Linked DNA regions of Homo sapiens: region 2 is linked to region 1. Evidence: read pairs that join two places in POLR2A ChIA-PET (ENCODE). Cell type or tissue: GM12878. All regions are shown on one strand. Links, peaks and the distances in the headings refer to the core of each region. The heading gives the core; the rest is flanking DNA.

Region 1 (11,465 bases), core at 2,157-7,156:
ACAGGGTCATGAAGCCAGTAGTATATTAATAGTTCTCTAAAGTAAAGTGAAAAAGAGGTGAAAAGTAATATAGATATATATAAAAAGGGAATACCAGCCTAAGACTGGGTTAAGAAGAAAACATTCAAATTTTTCTGTCAATTTAAACTACTGTAGGAGGATATCAGAACATAATTTATCATATATTATCCCCTTCATTTTTTACAGATAATTATTTTTCTATGCACAGTTATGGCTAAACCCCTTAGTAGAAACCCAGAGAACTAACAACTCTCTGAAAAAATAAAATCAAGAAGCATTCCAGCTGTTCCCAGTTTTATAAGTGTATCATCTGCCTTTGTGTTAAATCAAGAGTACTTTTATCTGCACATACAGTTTACTTGTTAGAATGTTACCCTTCAGTTTCTCCAATAAAACTGAAAAAAGATTCCTTCACTTTGGCCAACAGCTGTGCCTTTTATATTGAAAAAAATCACAGCCTTAGTTATTATTGAACTTTACTTTTTCAAAAGCCATTACTTGACTAAAACAATGCAGGAAAGAAAATAATGAAGAACAAAAGTAAACATGATATATTATTTTCTAATAGCAATAATAACTGAGTGGTCCAGCCTTGAATTTAAACTGTACGTTTAAGGAAATTGCGCCTAGGAAAATAATAACAATTAATTCTGCCAGCTGGAAACTCAAATAGATTCTCAGTCATCACTGTTATTAGGAATATAAAATATGAAGATGTTAACATTGGTGGTTAGTTACTGCAACAAGCAGCATAGGTGTGCTCTTTTGCAGTCAGAGTAAAATCTATCAGTTTACTCAAACACAGTTTTTTATATTTTGTTTTGTTTTTAAAGTAATAATTCTCATGGAACCACAAGATCTCAGGACATCTTGGAATCAGGATTTTCTTCGTGGAATTTCTAAAAAAGAGAAAAAGTTTAATTTAACTTACTAGGGAGGGAAGCATTTATAAAGTTTCTGACACCCTGAATGATCCTAAAGTATATTATGGTACTGTAAGTAAAACTTTATCATATTTGATCTTCCACAGACTTTTCTGACTCAATATTTATTTCTGGAGGAAGGGATAAGTGAGGCATGGTTATATCCAATATATAGTACAAAGGAAACACATTTTGCATACTCATCAGATGTTTTGTTATTCCAAGGCAAAGAAGCTCAGAGGCAGAAGGAATGTCCAATATAGGTTGAGTATCCCTTATCTAAAATGTTTGGGATCAGAAGTGTTTCTGATTTCTTTTTTGGATTTTGGAATATGCACATATACACAATGAGATATCTTGGGGATAAGACACAAGTCCAAACATGAAATTCACTTCTGTTTCACATACACCTAAAAAAATCTATCACAGCTGAAGGGAGCTGGAAGGATCTTTTTTACCCTTGGGGACACCAAATAAACTGCATGTTGTGAGCCTGACTTTTGACTATGACCCTATCATATGAGGTTAGGTGTGGAATTTTCCACTTGAGATGTCATGTCAGCACTCAAAAAGATTCGGATTTCAGAGCATTTTGGATTTTGGATTTTTGGACTAGGGATGTTTGGTCTGTATTTTTTTTTTTTTTTGTATTTTTTAGTAGAGACGGGGTTTCACCATGTTAGCCAGGATGGTCTCGATCGCCTGACCTCGTGATCCGCCCACCTTGGTCTCTCAAAGTGCTGGGATTACAGGCATGAGCCACCACGCCCGGCCTGGTCTGTATTAACTATATGACCATAAGCTATCATTCAGAATAATTTTATTCAGAGTAAAAAAGTATCATCTTGTGAGAAAGCCACATTTTAAAAGATTAGAACTACTATTACTTAACCTAAATCTGTTAAGAAGAATAAAATCTGATGCTTTTCAATAAGAAGCCAAAATGCAATACTTACATATCCAGTTAAAAGGAGCCAGTCAAGTTGTTCCCTTGGTTTTGCAATGAAACAAGCAAATCAATCTTTTCGATGTTCTGGTTGGTGTTTATAGAGGATGCCAGTGGAGAATTCTCTGGCATTTGCTGAGAAAGAAGTGTTGTCACAGGTGGCTGGCCCTCGTTTTGTGGTTGGCCTGGCTGACTTATGGCCATCAACTGATCAGGCAATGTAGCTGGTCCAGAGGTTAAAAGCTGACTACAGTCTGCAGAGACATTGAAAACAGAAGCTTAAAAGCTGACTACAGTCTGCAGAAACATTAAAAATAGAAGCTATCTGATTAGTAAAGATTCATGAAAAGATATTTATTAGTTGTTGGGGAAAATTCATTACTGCATTCTCCTTGTATATTACTAAAAGTTAGGCACCTGATAGTCCAAGAAAAAGGTTTTCACAGACTGGCACTGGAATTCATCTTAGGTTTCCTTTAAGCAGTCTAAAAATACAACTTTGCTTAAATATCAAAAGTCCTATATAAATTCCTTGGTATATAAACATTAAAGATGAGTTTCTACCTCCTTAGAAACTACTTACTTCAACTGGGTAAGGTATTATCTGTCATTCTGACTTCATTTTCCTTTTAAGTTTATAGCTTAAAATGGCAAACACACATTTTTATACATTGCCATATTTAATCCTCCCCAAATCCATGTAAAGTATGTAATATTATCACCATTTTAAATGAGAGAATTGAGACCCATAAAAGCCAAATAACTTGTACAAGATCTTATAGTCTATAGGTGATAGAGTTCTAACTACAATCTGTACTCTTAAAACAACTATACAGGACAGGTGTGGTGGCTCACGCCTGTAATCCCAGCACTTTGGGAGGCCGAGGCCAGCGGATCACTTGAGGTCAAAAATTCAACACCAGCCTGGCCAACATGGTGAAACCCCGCCTCTAACAAAAATACAAAAATTAGCTGGGCGTGGTTGTGCACACCTGTAATCCCAGCTGCTTGGGAGGCTGAGGCAGGAGAATCACCTGAACCTGGGAGGCAGAGGGTGCAGGTGCAGTGAGCTGAGATCGCACCACTGCACTCTGCTTCCTTCTAATAATAATAATGACCAATTAAGTAATGAAAAATTAGAGTTTCTTACTATTTTGAATGCCAAATAAGAACATTCCTGATGTCTGCTGAGATGAGCCAGGAGAATTCTGCAGTTGGTTCATTGTGCCTCCTGCTGTGTTGTGAAATAAAGTAGCCTGTGGTTGAGGCGAAGATGTGGCTCCTTGAATTCCAGGCATGTTGTTCTGAGGGGAATAAAGAGGAGACTGTTGCATATCTTGTTGATTTATACTGGTCTGCAAGGCAGACATGGATGCTGGAGATAAGAAGAGAGTTACTTGCTGCTCTTGAGAACTAGGTGACCCTTGTACCAACTGAATCTGAGGAGAGCTATGGAACAAGGGGGTCTGTGATGATTCCGACTGGGTAGGACCTGGGTTCTGAAGTGAGGAAACTGTGGACTGACTCTGAAATTGCATGGGCTGTTGCTCTTGATTCATTGGGGCCATGTTACTTTGTTGGTGAAAAATTGACTGGTTCTGTTGCTCCTGATTAGCCATTGGATTTTGATTTGGGTTGAATATCATGTTTGGTGGTGGTTGCTTTGGAGACGCCATTGTAGCCATGGTATTCTGATTACTGAATAAAATGCTCTGTTGTTGTTGCTGCTGCTGTTGCTGCTGCTGTTGCTGCTGCTGCTGCTGTTCCTGGGATGGAGAGTTACTCTGCATGGCAACTATTGAGTGCTGTGACTGGAACATGGTTCCTTGTTGGCTTTGAGGCATTGGATTAGGTGGAAGGGAGCCCAGGGCCACCTGAGGCTGAAATAAACCCTGCTGCGGGGGTTGTGCCTGTTCTTGGGAAAGCATAGGAGTCTGGATGTGTGATATTGGAGCTTGCTGTTGGAAAGCAGCTTGTTGTTCACTGTTTGATGTTGACTGAAGTGGAGAAATTGAGTTCGGTGCTGCAAAAAATGCTTCTTGGGCTACTGTGTTAGTCTGAAGATTATTCATGGGACTCTGGGAAAGAAATATGTTGGTTGACTGCTGGTCTTGAGGAACTGAAGAGCCCTGTAACACAGCAATGGTACTTTGAGAGTGAAACATTGGAGGCTGCATTTGTTCAGAGGAGGTTGTAGAAGTCTGACTGTGGACAATAGGATTTGGACTATGAAAGAGAGAACCTTGAGTTTCCTGGGAAAGGTTCTGAGCATCGGCAATAGGATTTTGAGGATGAAAAAGTTGGGCCTGTGAATGAGAAGACTGCTGCAAAAAATTTCCAGATTGAAGTGACATCATCTCATTCCCTTGCTGGAATAAACCATTACCTTGTTGTTGGGTACCACTATTCTGAACACTCATCATACTTTTTGTGGATGAAAAAAGGTTAACTTGAGGTTGATTGTCCCCACTATGTTGCATTTGGACCATGGTCTGAAAGACACTGTTCTGAATCTGTTTTGCTTGTGTTCCAGTTTCTTCTCCATCTCCTGAACTTGATGTCTGAAACATGGTAGTGCCAGGGGTTGCAACCTGCTGTGTGGTAGTTGTAGAAGTTTCATTTCCAGAAACTGCAGGAGGAGAAGAAAACAATTCACACTGCATTTGCATATCCTCATTGGTAGACAATGCACTCATCATGTGAGAAGTCTGCTGGTAAACTGGCGATTGCTGAAGGTTTCCATTTGCTGAAGCAGTTGAAGGGAATAACTCTGACTGAATCTGGGCAGCTGCCTGGCAGATACTCTGTTGCATCTCCATCACCATTGCGGCTGAAGATTCCATCACTTGCTGTTGCTGCTGCTGCTGCTGCTGTTGATTAGATAACGTGTTTTCAGACTGTGGATGAACACTTTCAGCTCTTCCAGGTAATAAATTATCTGGTCTGGTATGGACTGTTGGCTCTGTTGAGGAAAACATTCCAGGGCTTACACCACTCTGAATTTGACTGACTTGTTGAAAAATATCTGCACTAAGCTGCTCTTGAACATTCTCATTACCATCTGGAGCAGAAAATAAAACTGAAGATAACTGCTGCTGTGCCTCTAAAACTTGTTGGACCAAGTCAACACTTCCACTGCTGCCACTAGCAGTACTGCCTGTGAAACTCCCTGCTTGCAGCTGCTGAATAGTATTCTGAAGCTGACTCACACTATTTGGTGATGGAAAAATATTTGATGAAATCTGCTGCTGTAAAGTCTGTGCTTGTTCTTGTAGTGGTGACTGCTGCTGTTGTTGTGATGCCTCAGTCAGTTGTGACAAATTAACCACTGTACCATCTGACTGTAATATCTCTCTAGACTGAGTTTCTCTTGTCTGAAACTGTGTAGCCTGCTGCAATAGTGCATCGCTGTTGGGCAGCTGACTAGAAGCAGAAACTGCTGGAAAAGTACCAGGCTGTGAGATGTCCTGGGTTTGAATAGTTGTCAGGGTCTCTGGGTTGTATGCCTTGGGCTGAATCTGCTGCTGTTTTTCATTTTCAGAAGGTAGGTGGGAAGATGATGGTGATGAAAAAGAGCCATTTCCTGCTATGTTTGAGATGTTTTCTAATGTTTGCTGAGTTGATCCAACAGACTTTGTAGTCTAAAAAATAAAAATCCCCAAATATTATGAATATATAAACATTAAACAAGTTTGTAACATACATCAAAAATCACTATTGCTCTAAAAATATATGCAGGACCAGCTTTCCACTCTATATTATTATCATTTAGAAAACAGGTACAGGACTACAATTCTCCATAACATGATGTCTCATTTTCCTTGAGATATATTTTTTAAAAGTACGACAAGCAAAGATAGTCAAACAAGGAAGTAGAATAATCGGCTATTGATATGCTTAGGTGAATTAAGGGTAATCAGAACACAGTAATTTTATGGTTCATGAAGAGCAGGTATCAAAATATCTCAATTTTGTGGCTCCTCAGTAACATTACAGGGGATAAGACAAGTAAAAAAAAGAAACAGAAAGTTATGGGAAAAGACTGGGAAAAAAATAAAAACATCTCTAATTCTGAAAATGCTAAAATTAGTACTTTCATCAATATCTCATACAACATATTAATTCCTCCCTTGTATATTGGAAGTCACTATGTGGGCAATTTTGCTGAAGTATAAAGCATTCCCTCTTTACAGCAAAATTCATTAAGTGCATCCAAAGTAAAAATAATGTTAAAAAAATAGGAAAAGTAAAAGACAGCAATTTTTATATAGGAGGTTTGTGCACTAGTCAATACAGCTTACCTTAAAAATAGTGGAAGATCTTTTTTCTGCTGTTACTTCCATTGGAGTAACATCTTCACTCTTAATCATACTGCTTGGTATGAGTGGAGTCATCAGGGCATTAGGGATAATATTTACCTTATCTAAATTACATCCAGTAGTTTTCATTGCTGCATATACACACACACAAAAAGAAAAGTTTAAAATCACAAAATTTACCAACTATTTCATTCTAAAATTTGTTATTAGCCATGATTTAAATGTCTATTTTTTTGATGCTACAATGGTAGCATGAGATACAAACCTGGTATATTAAGATATATCTTCCCTTTTATGAAGTGCATTGGCTGGGGGACCTCTGGAATGGGCCTGGAACTATAGCTTAAATATTAATAATAAGCTTAAGCAGTTCAATTACCAAGCTATATTCCCCAAGACGGTTCCAAGTGCCTTGAATCATACTACCCAACCTGACCAAGAGTATATTATAGGATACAGCTTAAAAATCTCCAGGAGGATAAAGCTACTCAATTACAAACTACACTCTCCTCTTAGCATTTAGCTATCTGACAATATAGTCTCAGAACTTCTTAAGGACTATGAGATTGTCAGAGCACTTCTTTCTTAAACTAAGTTCAAGCTTCTCATTAGAAAATACCACCCAGTGATTAATAAATTTTGCTTTTCTAAATTAAAAGAAAACTAAATTAATTAGAAAACTTGAATATGACAAGTTGACACATGGACACAATTCTCTTTTAGACTGGACTTTAAACATCTTTTTTTTTTTCCCCAGAAATAAGGGCTATTTTAGGTTTACAAACCAAATTTCCCAAGCAAAATGAAAAATTATTTCCCACCTCCTACTACCTCCATTTTCAGGAGTAGTTAGTTCTAGATTTATACCTAGAGGCAACATATAGCAAGATTCTACCACTTCACTATATCTACCTTTCCCCCTTGATTGCTTTTCTTTCTTCTTTTTTGTCTACTTGAGTCCGCAGTGGCACTCAGTGGTACCTACTGCTATTGCTAATGACAGTCTTCTGAGTTGAGCACATAGCCAAATCCTGATTTAAAAGTTTACTACCACTTGGAAGCTCTATGGAAACAGTCTTCAGAAAGCATAGCTGTTAAATTTCTTAATTTGATATCGAGAAGAAATCTTGGCTATAAAGAAGCTTTTAAAATGGCACATGGTCTATAAGTTGGATCGCTCCCTTCATAAATTTTTGTTGTTGTTGTCAGTCAATATGCTGCTGAAAGGCCAAGTGTGGTGGCTCATGCCTGCAATCCCAGCACTTTGGGAGGCCGAGGCAGGTGGCTCACTTGAGGCCAGCAGTTCGAGACCAGCCTGGCCAACATGGTGAAACTCTGTCTCTACTAAAAATACAAAAATTAGCAGGGCATGGTGGCACATGCCTGTAAATCCCAGCTACTTGGGAGGCTGAGGCACAAGAATTGCTTGAATCCAGGAGGAGGTGGTTGCAATGAGCTGAGATCGCTCTACTGTACTGCAGGCTGGGCAACGGAGCAAGACTGTCTCAAAATCTGCTGAAAGTAAATATTTTCATCTAAAAATATTTGCAATTTTCTTGTCTTACTTCAACTTGCCTCACAGCCATTTGGCTAAAAACCTAATTCCTATGAAAACTGATTATTTTGACAGAGGGGAAAGTGCTCATTTAACTTTTGACATTCCATGTTTTATTATTCTACCTAAGTAGTTTGAGAAATGAATCATTTATTCATGAGTTCTTTGGACCTATTTTCACCTAAATTCTAATACCAATACAATTCCCCTAACAACCAGATTTTTATTTTATTTTATCTTATTTGAGACAGGGTCTCTCTCTGTTGGTGGGAGTGCAGTGGTACAATCAGGCCTCACTGCAACCTCCACCTCCTGGGCTCAGGCAATCCTCCCACCTCAGCCCCATAAGTAGCTGGGACTACAGGCACACACCACCATGCCTGACTAATTTTTAAAATTTTTTTGTAGAGACAAGAGTCTCGTTACTTTGCCTAGGCTGGTCTTGAACTCCTGAGCTCAAGTGATCCTCCCTACTAGGCTGCCCAAAGTGCTGGGATTATAGGCGTGAGCCACCACACTCGGCCTACAACCTAATTTTGACTGAGACAAAACTTCAGATCATGCACAGGGCAGGCATTTAAAAGTAATCTAAGAATATCCCATAGAACATTTTGAAAAACCATTAGTGTTATCTTAAGTTGATCCTGTAATAGTCAACTACTATTCTTGCTTTTGAATTCCATTAGATCATGAGCTCTGTGAAGGCAGATGTTGTTATCACCTGTTGCACAGTAGGTAATCAACAAATGTTTGCTGAATGAATGAAGAAAATAATCTTACTTTAGCTTTATCACTGTCAATTTAGTTTGTTGTGGATTGTTTGGTTAATCCTATAAAAATAAAAATATGGGCCAGGCGCATTGGCTCATGCCTGTAATCCCAGCAATTTGGGAGGCAGAGGTGGGTGGACCACGAGGTCAGGAGTTCGCCAGCCTGACCAACATGGTGAAACCCCGTCTCTACTAAAAATACAAAAAAAGTAAAAATAAAAAAAAGCCAGGTGTGGTAGAGGGCACCTGTTACCTCAGCCTCTGGAACCCAGGAGGCAGAGGTCAGAGGTTGCAGTAAGCCGAGACCACGCCACTGCATTCCAGCCTGGGCAACAAAGCAAGACTCCATCTCAAATAATAATAATAATAAATAAAAATAAAAATATACAGTCTGTATTTTTCTTTTTAAAAATATTCATTCATTCATTCATTCATTTACTCACTCATTCATTCAATTAGAGACAGGGTCTCACTCTGTTACCCAGGCTGGAGTGAGTACCTGCAGCCTCAAACTCCTGGTTTTTTTTTTTTTTTTTTTTTTTTGAGACGGAGTCTCGCTCTGTCGCCCAGGCGGGACTGCGGACTGCAGTGGCGCAATCTCGGCTCACTGCAAGCTCCGCTTCCCGGGTTCACGCCATTCTCCTGCCTCAGCCTCCCGAGTAGCTGGGACTACAGGCGCCCGCCACCGCGCCCGGCTAATTTTTTTTGTATTTTTAGTAGAGACGGGGTTTCACCTTGTTAGCCAGGATGGTCTCGATCTCCTGACCTCATGATCCACCCGCCTCGGCCTCCCAAAGTGCTGGGATTACAGGCGTGAGCCACCGCGCCCGGCCAAACTCCTGGGTTTAAGTGATCCTCCCACCTCAGTCTCCTGAGTAGTTGGGATTATAGGCACTAGCCACTGTACCTGGCTTATATTTTTATTAATAGTATTTTTGATCTAAAAATGTCCATGTTTACAGATAAGATTATATTATAATTCAATTAGAAATTACATATAAATAAATATATCACCTATACACTTACTGCTTAACAGATCTACAATTTTTCTTAAAATGTATTTAGATAGTAATGCTTATTATCTTCTCCCCCTTTCTGGAAAGTGAGACTAGGTAGAGAAAGTTGAGCAAGAGTCTTTTACCTATCCTCAGTTGACCACTGACAAGTATGTCTACTGGTAAAGACAAACAGTAAAAGGACATTTAGTCTAATGCTCATGCAAAGACACAAGTCCTTCTACGGCCATATGCACAAAGGTCACAAAGGTTAATTTTATTTATGTTCCAATCCTTTTTTTTTTTTTTTTTTTCAGAGTCTTGCTCTATTGCCCAAGCTGGAGTGCAGTGGCTCAATCTGGGCTCACTACAACCTTCGCCTCCTGGATTCAAGCGATTCTCCTGTCTCAGCCTCCCAACTAGCTAGGATTACAAGCACACACCACCACGCCCAGCTAATTTTTTTATTTTTAGTAGAGACAGGGTTTTGCCATGTTGGCCAGGTAGGTCTCAAACTCCTGACCTCAGGTGATCCACTGGCTTGGCCTCCCAAAGTGCTGGGATTACAGGTGTGAGTCACCACATCTGGCCTTGTTCCAATTTTATTTAAGTCTAGTCCCACCAAAAACAGTCCAAAATGTCTCCAGGCCAGACATTAAGTTTGTCAGATATGTTCCATCTTGTTAATTCAATAATAATCTTCTAGTCAACTTCAATTTAGTAGTACATTATAAATGAAAATATCAGATTAATCTTTTTCTCCTCCTAAGAATTAATTTGCTCTAAGAACATCAAGCTGGTGTCAATGCATTACAATCCAACACTTGCATTTTTTCTCAAGTAATCTCTACCAAACAATTTCTCATATGTGATTTATATATATTTTTTGAGGTGGAGTTTTACTGTGTCGCCCAGGCTGAAGTGCAGTGGCATGATCTCGGCTCACTGCAATCCCCGCCTCCCGGGTTCAAGCAATTCTTCTGCCCAATCTCCCAAGCAGCTGGGATTACAGGCACGCACCACCATGCCCAGCTAAATTTTGTATTTTTAGTAGAGATGAGGTTTCACCATGTTGGCCAGGCTGGTCTCAAACTCCTGACCTCAGGTGATCCAATCACCTCAGCCCCACAAAGTGCTGGAATTATAGGTGTGAGCCACCGTGCCCAGCCTGATTTAAATTTTTTATCAAAAAAGTATATAAACCAACCAAATTTCTGCTTTGTTTTGTTTTTGAGAACCTTGTTCCTTTGCCCATGCTGGAGTGCAGTGGTACGATCACAGCTCAATGCACCTTCGACCTCTTCAGATCAAGCAATCCTCCTACCTCAGTCTCATGAATAGCTAGGATGATAAGTGCATGCCACCATGCCCGGTTAATGTTTTTAATTTTTTTTTTTTGAGACCGAGTCCCGCTCTGTTGCCCAGGCTGGAGAGCAGTGGCACAATCTTGGCTCACTGTAGCCTCCACCTCCCAGGTTCAAGTGATTCTCTTGCCTCAGCCTCCAGAGTAGCTGGGATTACAGGCACACATCACCATGCCAGGCTAATTTTTTTTTGTATTTTTAGTAGAGATGGGGTTTCGCTATGTTGACCAGGCTGGTCTCCAACTCCTGACCTCCGATGATCTGCCAAGCTCAGCCTCCCAAAGTGTTGATATTAAAGGCATGAGCCACCGCGCCTGGCCTATTTTTCTTTCTTTCTTTTTTGGAGATAGTTTTGCTCTTGTTGCCCAGACTGGAGTGCGGTGGCACGATCTCGGCTCACCGCAACCTCTGCTTCCTGAGTTCAAGCGATTCTTCTGCCTCAGCTTCCCAAGTAGCTGGGATTACAGGCATGCACCACCATGCCTGGCTAATTTTGTATTTTTAGTAGAGAATGGGTTTCTCCATGTTGGTCACTCTGGTCTTAAATGCCTGACCTCAGGTTATCTGCCCAC
Region 2 (11,465 bases), core at 2,495-7,494, 92 kb after region 1:
ATCGAGACCATCCTGGCTAACAAGGTGAAACCCCGTCTCTACTAAAAATACAAAAAATTAGCCAGGTGCAGTGGCGGGCGCCTGTAGTCCCAGCTACTTGGGAGGCTGAGGCAGGAGAATGGCGTGAACCCGGGAAGCGGAGCTTGCAGTGAGCCGAGATTGCGCCACTGCAGTCCGCAGTCCTGCCTGGGCGACAGAACGAGACTCCGTCTCAAAAAAAAAAAAGAAAAAAGGGAACAGACTTTCACAGAACTTAAAAGACTCTTAAAGAGTTTAGTCTATTTCTTTACAGAAATAAAAACTAGGGCACAGAAACTGAGGATTTCTCCAAAATCAGATAGTTGATAGCAAAATCAGAATTAGAAAGAAGTTTCTCAAAAACCAAAAGTTCAATTTAACAAACATTTGCCCAGCGCCAAGCCATGCTCCCTGTAAGATGCTATGATACAAATGTATACAGTAGTACTCTTTACTGTATACTACTTTTCTATTTTCTTTTTGAGACACTGTCGCTCTGTTGCCCTGGCTAGGGTGCAGTGGTACAATCTTGGCTCACTGCAACCTCCGCCTCCTGGGTTCAAGCGATTCTCCTACCTCAGCCTCCCAAGTAGCTAGAATTACAGGCGCCCACCACCATGCCTGGCTAATTTTTGTATTTTTAGTAGAGATGGGGTTTCACCATGTTGGCCAGGCAGATCTCGAACTCCTGAACTCAAGTGATCCACCTGCCTTGGCCTCCCAAAGTGCTGGGATTACAGGCGTGAGCCACCACACCCGGCCTCCACTTTCTTTTTTAATTAATATTTTTATAGAATTTTTAAACATCCAATAAAGGCCATTTTCCTTTAAAAAAGAAAACTTCTTATACTTAAAAGAATTAAAAATTGGTAGTCAAACAAATACATGTACACATATGCTATTATAGGATGTGAACAGCAACACTATTCACAATGGCCAGAAGGTGGAAATAACCTGAATGTCCATCAGTGGATGAATAGGTAACACAAATTGTGGTATCCATAGAATGGAACAGTATTCCCCCACAAGAATAAATGAAGTACATGCTACAAGGTGGATAAACCTCAAAAATATTATACTGAGGGAAAGAAGCCAAACATAAGAGGTCACATGTAAATCCAGAATAGGCAAATCCATAGCAATAGAACACAGATTGGTGGATGCCATAAGTTGGGCTCATGGCGGGCAGGGGAGATTGAAGATGGACACAGGATTTTCCTTCTGGGAATGATAAAAATGGCTTTGAACCAGACAGATAGATAGAGGTAGTGGTTGCACAACAGGGTTTTCTTTAAAATGATTGATTTATTGTGCAGTTCACCGCAATAAAAAATTTTTAAAAAAGAACTCCTACTCATGGACACAAAGAGAGGAACAGACACTGGGGCCTACTTGGAGGTCAAGGGTAGGAGGGAGAGGGTCAGGAAAAAATAACTATTGAATACTAGGTCTAGTACCTTGGTGATGAAATAATCTATCTGTACAACAAACCTCAAATCCGAGTTTACCTATATAAAAATTCCTTATTTGACTACCAGGTGGAATATGCCACCTAATTCAATGAGATCACTCTGCCCATTATAAAAGAAAATTCAATTGAGCACCTACAAGGTACCAAGAGCAGTGCTAGATCCTTTAAATATACATTATTTCAGCAAATCTCACCCAACCAAGAGAGAAATTTATCACAGTAGGAAGTACGGAGTGTGTGTGTGCACGTTGTCCTGGTACCAAATTGCCTCCATTTAAATCCCAGCTCTGCTGCTTGCTTCTATGTGCCCCTGGACAAGTTACTTTTAGTCTGTTTTCCTCTCTGTAAAATAGGAGTAATGATACTATCTAGACTTTATATGGTTGTTCTGAGGATTAAATGCAATAATCCAAGAATCCACTGACCTAGGCTATTAGAAAGAATTAAAACAAATATTAGCTACTAAAATTAATTATATAATTAAGTATAATATAGCTAAAAATTAATGTTGTTGGAAATTTTTAACTGTTAAGTCTCTCCACCATCAAAAGCTGCTGCATGTGATAATACTGGCAAGGAAATTGTTCAAATCTCAAGTTTTTCTATTTAGTATATCTACAAAGGAAATGATAATCCTAGAATTATACACACATCACAGAATCAGACCTTAATACAGAAATATGTTCTGTGTTTGTTTTGAGATAGGGTCTGACTTGTCACCCAGGCTAGAGTGCAGTGGTGTAATCTCAGCTCACTGCAACCTCTGCCTCCCAGGCTCAAGCCATCCTCCCACCTCAGCCTCCTGAGTAGCTGGGATCATAGGTACACATCACCATGCCCGGCTAATTTTTGTATTTTTTTTAGAGATGAGGTCTTACTTTATTGCCCAGGCTGGTCTCAAACTCTTGAGTTTAAGTGATCTGCCCACCTCCCAAAGTGCTGGGATTACAGGCATGAGCCACCGTGCCTGGCTGATATGTTCTATTTTAACTCCAACAATGCATCATATAAATGAAAAACTTGAAGAAGATTTAGAGGGCTGCCATAAATATAAACACTGCAAATTAAAATCCATGAGAAAAAATTAAGATAATCATAAAAGTTTCAGTTATAATGTTCTACTACATGAAGATTCCTATTTTAATATTTGCACACTTTAGGTTATAAAAGTGATAGACAAAAAGGATGTATAAAGGATTTAAGGGAGATATAAAGGTGATATATCATAAAAATTCAGAAATTTTTTAAAAGTGTAAGACGGAAAATAAAAAGTCACTTCAAATCCCAAGTCCCACAGATCACCATTCTAACATTTTAGTCTATTTTCTATAGGCCTGTTTTTTTAAAAAATAAAACTAGGATCATAATTTGATATGTTTCTTTAAAAAATGTAACATACAATCATGAATATTTTCTATCATTAAATATTCTTTGAATACATGTAACATGATTTATAATCATACATATTTAATACATAAACATGATTTATAATAGGAACATAGGATTTCATTTATGAAGGTTAAAAAAAAGATAACCAAGGCCAGGAGCAGTGGTGCATGCCTGTAATCCCAGCACTTTGTGAGGCTGAGGTGGGTGGATTGCTTGAGCTCAGGAGTTCGAGACTAACCTGGGCAATGTGGCAAAACCTTATCTCTACCAAAAAAAAAAACAAAAAAATTAGCTGAGCATGGTGTTGCACGCCTGTAGTCCCAACTACTTGGGAGGCTGAAGTAGGAGGATTGCTTGAGCCCAGAAGGTTGAGGCTGCAGTGAGCCAAGATTGTGCCACTGCACTCCAGCCTAGGCTGGAAAATCTTTTCTTATAGATTTTGAGAGTGAGAGTCTGTCTCAAAAAAAAAAAAAAAGAAAGAAAGAAAGAAAAAGTCTGGGCACGGTGGCTCATACCTGTAATCCCAGCACTTTGGGAGGCTGAGGTGGCGGATCACCTGAGGTCAGGAGTTCAAGACCAGCCTGAGCAATATGGAGAAACCTCATTTCTACTAAAAATACAAAAAATTAGCCAGGCGTGGTGGCACATGCCTGTAATCGCAGCTACTAGGGAGGCTGAGGCAGGAGAATCATTTGAACCCAGGAGGCAGTTGCAGTGAGCCGAGATCGCACCCTTGCACTCCAGCCTGGGCAACAAGAGTGAAACTCCATTTCAAAAAAAAAAAAAAAAGATAATAACCAAGATTTATCTACTTTCCCTTAATCTAGAAAAGGAAAATAACATTAAACTGTACCACAAAGGATTTTAATTAGCTAGAAAATTTTTAAATAATGATTATTTCATCTCAGTTATAGAGTTCTCCCAATGAAAAAAAAAGCCTTATGCTTTCAACGTTCTTTATTTAATAGACTGGAAAACTGAAGTTTAAAGCTATACAACTAAATGAAGAAGCAGAGCAAAGATGTGAATCCAAATCTGTTCTGACTTCAAAGCCTATGCACTTAACCTCAACACTGTAGATTACAAGATGGTTTGGGGGTGGTCTTATCTAATAATATGCAGGTAGCCTTATTCATTTGGATCCATTCTCAAGAGAAAGCTAAAAGAATGCAAGTCTGAAGGATTCACCTTGAAACATGACAGCAGAAGAAATTTAGAAATAAAAGACAAATTTAAGTACTTAGAACAGTACTCATACCAGTACAGGGGGAAATCATTTGTACTATGTTCATTACAATGACTTATAACAGTTAAAAAATAAAATGAAATAATAGTCCATCACCAAAGGATTGGCTAATTAACTAAATTTTGTTATTTAAACCACATTGATTGGCATGGTAGCTCATACTTGTAATCCTAGAACTTTGAGAGGCCAAGGCAGGAGGATCACTTGAACTCAGGAGTTTGAAACTGGCCTTGGCAACATAGCGAGATCCTGTCTCTACAAAAAAATTTTTAAAAAATATTAGCCGAGCATGGTGGTGCACACCTATAGTCCTAGCCACTTGAAAGGCCTAGGCTGGAGAATCACTTGAGCCCAGGAGGTCGAGGCTACAGTGAGCCGTGATTGCGCCACTGCACTCCAGCCTGGGCAACAGAGAGAGACTCTGTCTCAAAAATAAATAAATAAATTACCACGTAATACTTTGCAGCTATCACAAATTGTATCTATATTTAATAACATCAGTAGGCAAATAAAACAGATGTATAATCCCTCTTATGCAGAAATGTATAAATAAGTAGATATGTATACATATATAGAGACGCCTGAAAGAATAAGCACCAACATATTAACAGTGGTCATATCTAGATATGGCAGGACTGCATGTGATTTGTTCTTGTTTTGTCGTTTTCCATATTTAAAAAAAAATGTTTAAGTGCTTAAGGGTGTGTGTGTATGTGTGTGTGCGTAAATTCTAATGGACTAAACATAAGGCAGCAATAGCAGAGAAAAGTACAAAATTAAAAGAGAAAAGACCAATGGGGGCCATTTCAAGGAAAAGACGAAGCCTGAGCTTGTGTCTTGAAGAATTCCTTTACCCCATCCCCATTATTTTTTGATCATATTCATCCTGTTAATCATACCCAATCCTGAATGATCCTAAGCACTCATCTTCAACATTCCTGAACCACAGCTTCTAAGTTTTGATAGAGAAAAATCAAAATTGTGGACCAGTACCACTATGAATTCAAGATCTTCCTCAAAGTAGCTCAGGAGCCTTTTTTTTTTTTTTTTTTTCAAAGTATTCCTTATCAGCTTTACTCCCCAGTTCCTCATGATGATTCTCTTAAGGCTACTATCCTGTATCTATCATTCTTGGCAAATGACTGTTTATTTCTCCACAGCAAATGTATAGGACATAAATTTCCCATACTTCCTTTCCCAGGTAAAAATTATCCTTACCTCTTTGGGCTCAAGAAAAGAAGCAACCATGTGCACTAGATCCCTTTTTCTTCACTGCTCCTCCAAAACTTTCCTCTATTAATAATTCCTGTCCTTTCAACTCCCTCATTCCACAAGATTCCTATTCTTATATATGCCTTTCTAGTTTCCACTCTCTCCTTCCCCTCACAACCATCCTTACTTAGTACTACAGTTGTCTTCCTAGCTGCCTCCACTTCCTCTATTCACATTTATTACTCAACCAACTACTACTTGGCTTCTGTTCCAACCACTCCCCATTCAAATTGCTTGGTTATCAATAAACTCCTAATTGATTTATTTCCAATTTCTGACACAATTGAATACTCCTGCTTTCAGGAATTCCTGTTTATTTTCTTCCTTTGTTGCCTTCTCTTTAGTCTACTCCTCTCTTCATGTCCCTGAAATATCTTGTTTTTTTTTTTTTCCCAGAGAAATGAATCCTGTCTTTTTCTTTCTCACTTTTCTAATCGAGAATTCCACCACTTCTTAACAACCTCCAATACTACAATCCTGATCTAATCATCTCACCTGAACTACTTCAATTACCTCCTAATTGATTTTCTCTTTTACTCTTACACTTTATTATCTACACTGTAGCCAGAATAATTCATTAAAAACCTAATTCAGATGACATCACTCCTCAGCACCCATCTCAGCATAAAACCCAAAGTCCTTACATGATCTAGCACCTTAATATCTCTCTCCCTTTCTCTCCTACAATTCTCCTGCTTTTCCACTCTGCTCCAGGTATACTGCCTTTATTGCTACTTCTTGAACATGCCAAGCACTTTCACAGCCTTGATGTCTTTGTACTTGCCTTTCCTCCACCTGGAAAACTCCACATTTATCTCCATTGCTTACTCCTTCGATTCCTTTAGATGTCTGTTCAAATGAGGCTCAAAAATCACTATGATCATGCTCTACAAAATAGTGCCCCCACCATTTTCTTATCCCTCCTAACCCTGCTTTATTTTTTTCACTCCCAACATTATTTTATTCTTTTTGAGACTGACTCTCGCTCTGTCACCCAGGCTGGAGTGCAGTGGCACAATCTTGGCTCACTGCAACATTCGCCTCCTGGGTTCAAGCAATTCTCCTGCCTCCCGAGCAGCTGGGATTACAGGCACGCGCCACCATGCCCAGCTAATTATTGTATTTTTAGGAGAGACAGGGTTTCACCATATTGGCCAGGCTGGTCTCAAACTCCTGACCTCAGGTGATCCTCCCTCCTCAGCCTCCCGAAGTGCTGGGATTGCAGGTGTGAGCCACTGAGCCTGGCCAACTCCCAACATTTTTTGAGATATAATTCACACAACATAAAGTTCCACCCTTTTAAAGTGCATGATTCAGTGTTTTTAGTATAGGCCCAAAGTTATGTAGTCATTACTACTACCTAATTCCAGAACATTTTCATCACCTCAAAAAAGAAAAGCCATCCCCATTAGCAGTCATTCTCCAACCTCCATTCCTTGAATCCCTGGCAACCACTAATTTACTTTCTGTTTCTATGGACTTGTCAATCCCATACCCTGACTTTTTTTTTTTTTTTTTTTTGAGACAGAGTCTCACTCTGTCGCCCAGAGCCCAGACTGGAGTACAGTGGCGCCATTTCAGCTCACTGCAACCTCCACCTCCCAGGTTCAAGTGATTTTCCTGCCTCACCCTCCTGAGTAGCTGGAATTACAGGCACGCACCATCGCGCCCGGCTAATTTTTGTATTTTTAGTTTCATCATGTTGGCCAGGCTGATCTCGAAATCCTGACTTCAGGTGACCCACCCACCTCAGCCTCCCAAAGTGCTGGGATTACAGGCGTGAGCCATCGTGCCCGGCCTACGCTGACATTTTTATAATCATTTCTTTAATGTCTGTTTCCAACCACCAGAATATGAACTGGTGAGGAAAAGGACTTTATTTTCTTTACTTTTTGTAGCCCCAGCATATAGCTTAGTGCTTGTTGCATAGCAGGTGTTCAATATCCCATAAGCATCTCAATTTCAACATATCCCAAACTGAACTTATTATCTTCTACTGTTTATTTTTATCATGAAACAATTATTTTACTATGTTGATATTGTGTGCCCGTCTTCCCTATTAACAATGGTGAGTCTTTTTATACTTCAAGCACTGGGCACAAAATGTATATTGAATAAATGGCCACTTTCCCAAATATCTTTTTTTTTTTTTTTTTTTTTTAAAGAGACAGGGTCTCGCTCTGTCACCCAGGCTGGCGTGCAGTGGTGCAATCATGGCTCACTGCAGCCTCAACCTCCTGGCCTCAAGTGATCCACCTACTTCAGGCTCCTGAGTAGCTGTGACTGCAGGCACACACCACCATGCCAGGCTAATTTTTTATTTATAGACAGGGTCTCGTTATGTTGCATAAGGCTGTTCTCAATCTCCTGGGCTCAAGCTATCCTCCCGCCTCGGGCTTCCAAAGTGCTGGAATTACAGGTGTGAGCCACCACACCCAAATATTTTAATATTCAGTATATCAATGACAAGCTTACATGTAAAAATTAAACCAATAACTAAATATCATAGCAACAAGTCATAATTTACACTCCTTCATACCCACTTTATCCCTTGCTTTTCCCTAACATCTTCTTCTCTAGACAACAGTTACTAAGGCCTAGCAAGGGTAATCCTCACTTAGTTATCTACCCTCTATTCACACTAGGTCCGGCTGGGCGTGGTGGCTCACGCCTGTAATCCCAGCACTTTGGGAGGCTGAGGCAGGTGGATCACGAGGTCAGGAGACCGAGACCATCCTGGCTAACATGGTGAAACCCTGTCTCTACTAAAAAAATACAAAAAATTAGTCAGGCGCGGTGGTGGGCGCCTGTAGTCCCAGCTACTCAGGAGGCTGAGGAAGGAGAATGGTGTGAACCCAGGAGGCAGAGCTTGCGGTGAGCTGAGATCGCGCCACTGCACTCCAGCCTGGGTGACAGAACGAGACTCTGTCTCAAAAAAAAAAAAAAAGAAAACATTAGGTCCAAGACCCACCTTAGAATTCTTTAGAGCAAAATTAACCTCAACAAGCGAGAGTAAAGAAATCATGCTAGGAATGATAGCAAAAGAATCTGATAGCCAAAACTGATCTCCAGAGTTCACCATGATGAACAGTGCACTGTTAACCTATTTTCAACTTTTAGGATAATGTGCCCTTTACCGTGCAAGGAAATCGCAAGAGATATATATATATGTAAAATAACTGTATAAAATATCACTTGTTGGCTAAAATATTTCTAACACATTTATTTAGCCTGTGATACCTGCAGTACTCTTTTTCTCTTCCTAGTTGTCACTAATTTAGGACCTTATCATATCCAGCTTTTGGTTTACCGAATCTTTCATAGCTACCTCCTTTCCCTCTCCTTCCCTCTTCTCTAGCTCTATAATCCAGCCATACTGAATTTCTTTCAATTCTTCAATACACCAAGCTCTCATTTACCTCCAAAACTTCTAACATGGTATTCTCCCCTCTGCCTGGAACATTCTTCCTCCAACATAGCCCTTTAATCTTTACATGACTAATTTTTATGACTTCAGGACTGATTTTGATAGCAAGTTCACCTCCCATCAAAAGCCCTTCCTGATCCCCTGGCACACAGGGACTCCTCTTTGTTTCCCACCTCATCAAACTATACTTTCCCTTTCAGAGCACCTAACATACTCTTTTTAATTAATTATTTACTAGTCTGACTCTCAAACTATGAAGTAAGCTCAATTAGGGAAGAAATCACATTTATGTCTTTTATCATAATAGCTGAAAATACTCAGTAAATAAATTATCTTGGTTGCAGTTAGAGAAAAAAAATGGATTGAAGTCAGAATACTTTTTTTTTTTTTTTTTTTTAAGATAGAGTCTTGCTCTGTCGCCCAGGCTAGAGTGCAATGGCGCGATCTCGGCTCACTGCAACCTCTGCCTCCCGGGTTCAAGCGATTCTCCTGCGTCAGCCTCCTGAGTAGCTGCAATTACAGGCACGTGCCACCACGCCCGGCTAATTTTTGTATTTTTAGTAGAGATGGGGTTTCACCATGTTGGCCAGCATAGTCTTGAACTCCTGACCTCGTGATCTGCCCGCCTCAGCCTCCCAAAGTGCTGGGATTACAGGCGTGAGCCACTGCACCCGGCCTTCTTTTCTTTTTTTAAGACTAGCTCTTCTAATGACTAACAGTGTCAAATTGAGCAAGTCTCTTAATCATCTGGGACGTTTGGGTTTTATTATCTATGAGAATATATACCTCTCAGATGTCAAAAACATTAAATGAAATAAATATACATCAAAGTGCTCTATAAAATTATGAGCAAAGTACAAGACTAGTGTAATATCTGCCTGCCCAGTCTCTTATAATCTAAATAATCCTGTTATCATAACATGTTAAGTCAGCCTACTAAAGTTACAAGTAACTTTTCTCAAAATGAAATCAACTCATCTGGTAAATACAGTAGTCCTCCCTTATCCATGGTTTTGCTTTCCATGGTTTCAGTTACCCATGGTCAACCAAGTTCAGAAAATATTAAATGAAAAATTCCAATTTAAATAACTTATATATTTTAAATACAACACCATTCTAAGTAGCATGATGAAATTTTCTGTTGACCTGCGAGTCCAGCTCCATCCCATCCAGGACATGAATCATCCCTTTACCCAGTGTATCCATGCTATACACACTATCTACCCTTTAGTCACTTAGTAACCATATGGATTATCAGATTAACTGTCAAAGTATCACAGTGTTTGTGTTCAAGTAACCCTTATTTTACTTAACAATGGCCCCAAAGTGGAAGAGTAGTGACATTTGGCAATTTGGATATGCCAAAGTGAAGTTTTAATGTGCTTCATTTAAGTGAAAAAGTGAAACTTCTTAATAAGGAAAGAAAAAATCGTATGCTGAGGCTGCTAAGATCTACGGTAAGAATGAGTCTTCTATCTGTAAAACTGCGAAAGAATGAAAAAGAAATTATTCATGCTAGTTTTGCTGCCACACCTCAAACAGCAAAAGTTACAGCCAGAGCAAGATAAGTGCTTAGTTAAGATTTAAAAGGCATTAAATTTGTAGGTGAAAGACATGAACAGAAAACATGGTTTACCGAATCTTTCATAGCTACCCCCTTTCCCTCCACTGACAGCAATATGTTGCACCAGAAACCCATGAGCAACAAGGGATCCCCTAAAATGACTGACACAGATTCGGGAATACAGAAGGTCAACAGTAGCCTAATGCTGTGTCACAATGCCTACGTGATGCACCTCACTTAATATCATCACATCGGCACTGTATCATCTTACATCATTATAAGAAGGGTGAATACAGAACAGTAAGCTATTTTGAGAGACCACATTCACATAACTTTTATTATAGTATGTTGCTGTATTGTTCTATTTATTAATAGTTGTGATGGTTAATACTGAGTGTCAACTTGATTGAAGGATGCAAAGTATTGTTCCTGGGTGTATCTGTGAGGATGTTGCCAAAGGAGATTAACATTTGAGTCAGTGGACTGGGAAAGGCAGACCTACCCTCAATCTGAGTGGGTACAATCTAATCAGCTGCCAGCACAACCATAATAAAAGCAGGCAGAAGAACGTGAAAAGACTAAACTGGCTTAGTCTCTCAGCCTACATCTCTCTCCCTTGCTCGATGTTTCCTGCCCTCGAATGTCAGACTCCAAGTTCTTCAGCTTTGGGACTTGGACTGGCTTCCCTGCTCCTCAGCTTGCAGATGACCTATTGTGGGACCTCACCTTGTGATTGTGTGAGTCAATACTCCTTAATAAGCTCCCCTGTAGATATATACATCTATCCTATTAGTTCTGTCCCTCTAGAGAACCCTGACAATACAATAGTTATTATTATTAATCTCCTACTGTGCCTTATTTATAAATTAAACTTTATCACAGGTATGTATGTATAGGAAAAAACATAGTACAGTCATGTGCCACATATGTTTCAGTCAAGGATGGATCACATATATGACAGTGGTGCCATAAGATCATAATACAGAATATACAGAAACCTGCTATATGCCACTTAATACTGACATTGTAGATCAAGTAGGGAAAATGGATAATATTCAGCAATGGTGCTGGGACATTT

The links. Peaks named below come from ENCODE experiments on the same cell type or tissue, not always from the same donor. Only the 100,000 strongest peaks of a DNase experiment are listed, where the experiment ranks them.
Region 2: POLR2A ChIA-PET joins it to region 1 with 6 read pairs; 4 of 35 experiments call an interaction of 5 or more read pairs at or near these places.

What each region holds. Positions count from the first base shown.
Region 1 is chr16:69,685,815-69,697,279 of GRCh38, reverse strand. It overlaps NFAT5 (nuclear factor of activated T cells 5), which reads right to left. Exons shown (of 15, transcript NM_138713.4): 12 at 6,192-6,340; 13 at 3,041-5,531; 14 at 1,901-2,144; 15 at 1-920. The coding sequence ends at 1,909. Among named protein-coding and RNA genes, the nearest start is that of SNORD13H, 17 kb to the left of the region's middle. RefSeq lists a silencer at 10,027-10,227. In GM12878, for the core only: no CTCF peak of the experiment used is centred there; a DNase peak (open chromatin) is centred at 4,555.
Region 2 is chr16:69,594,473-69,605,937 of GRCh38, reverse strand. All of the region lies in intron 2 of NFAT5 (nuclear factor of activated T cells 5), which reads right to left. Among named protein-coding and RNA genes, the nearest start is that of NFAT5, 34 kb to the right of the region's middle. In GM12878, for the core only: no CTCF peak of the experiment used is centred there; no DNase peak of the experiment used is centred there.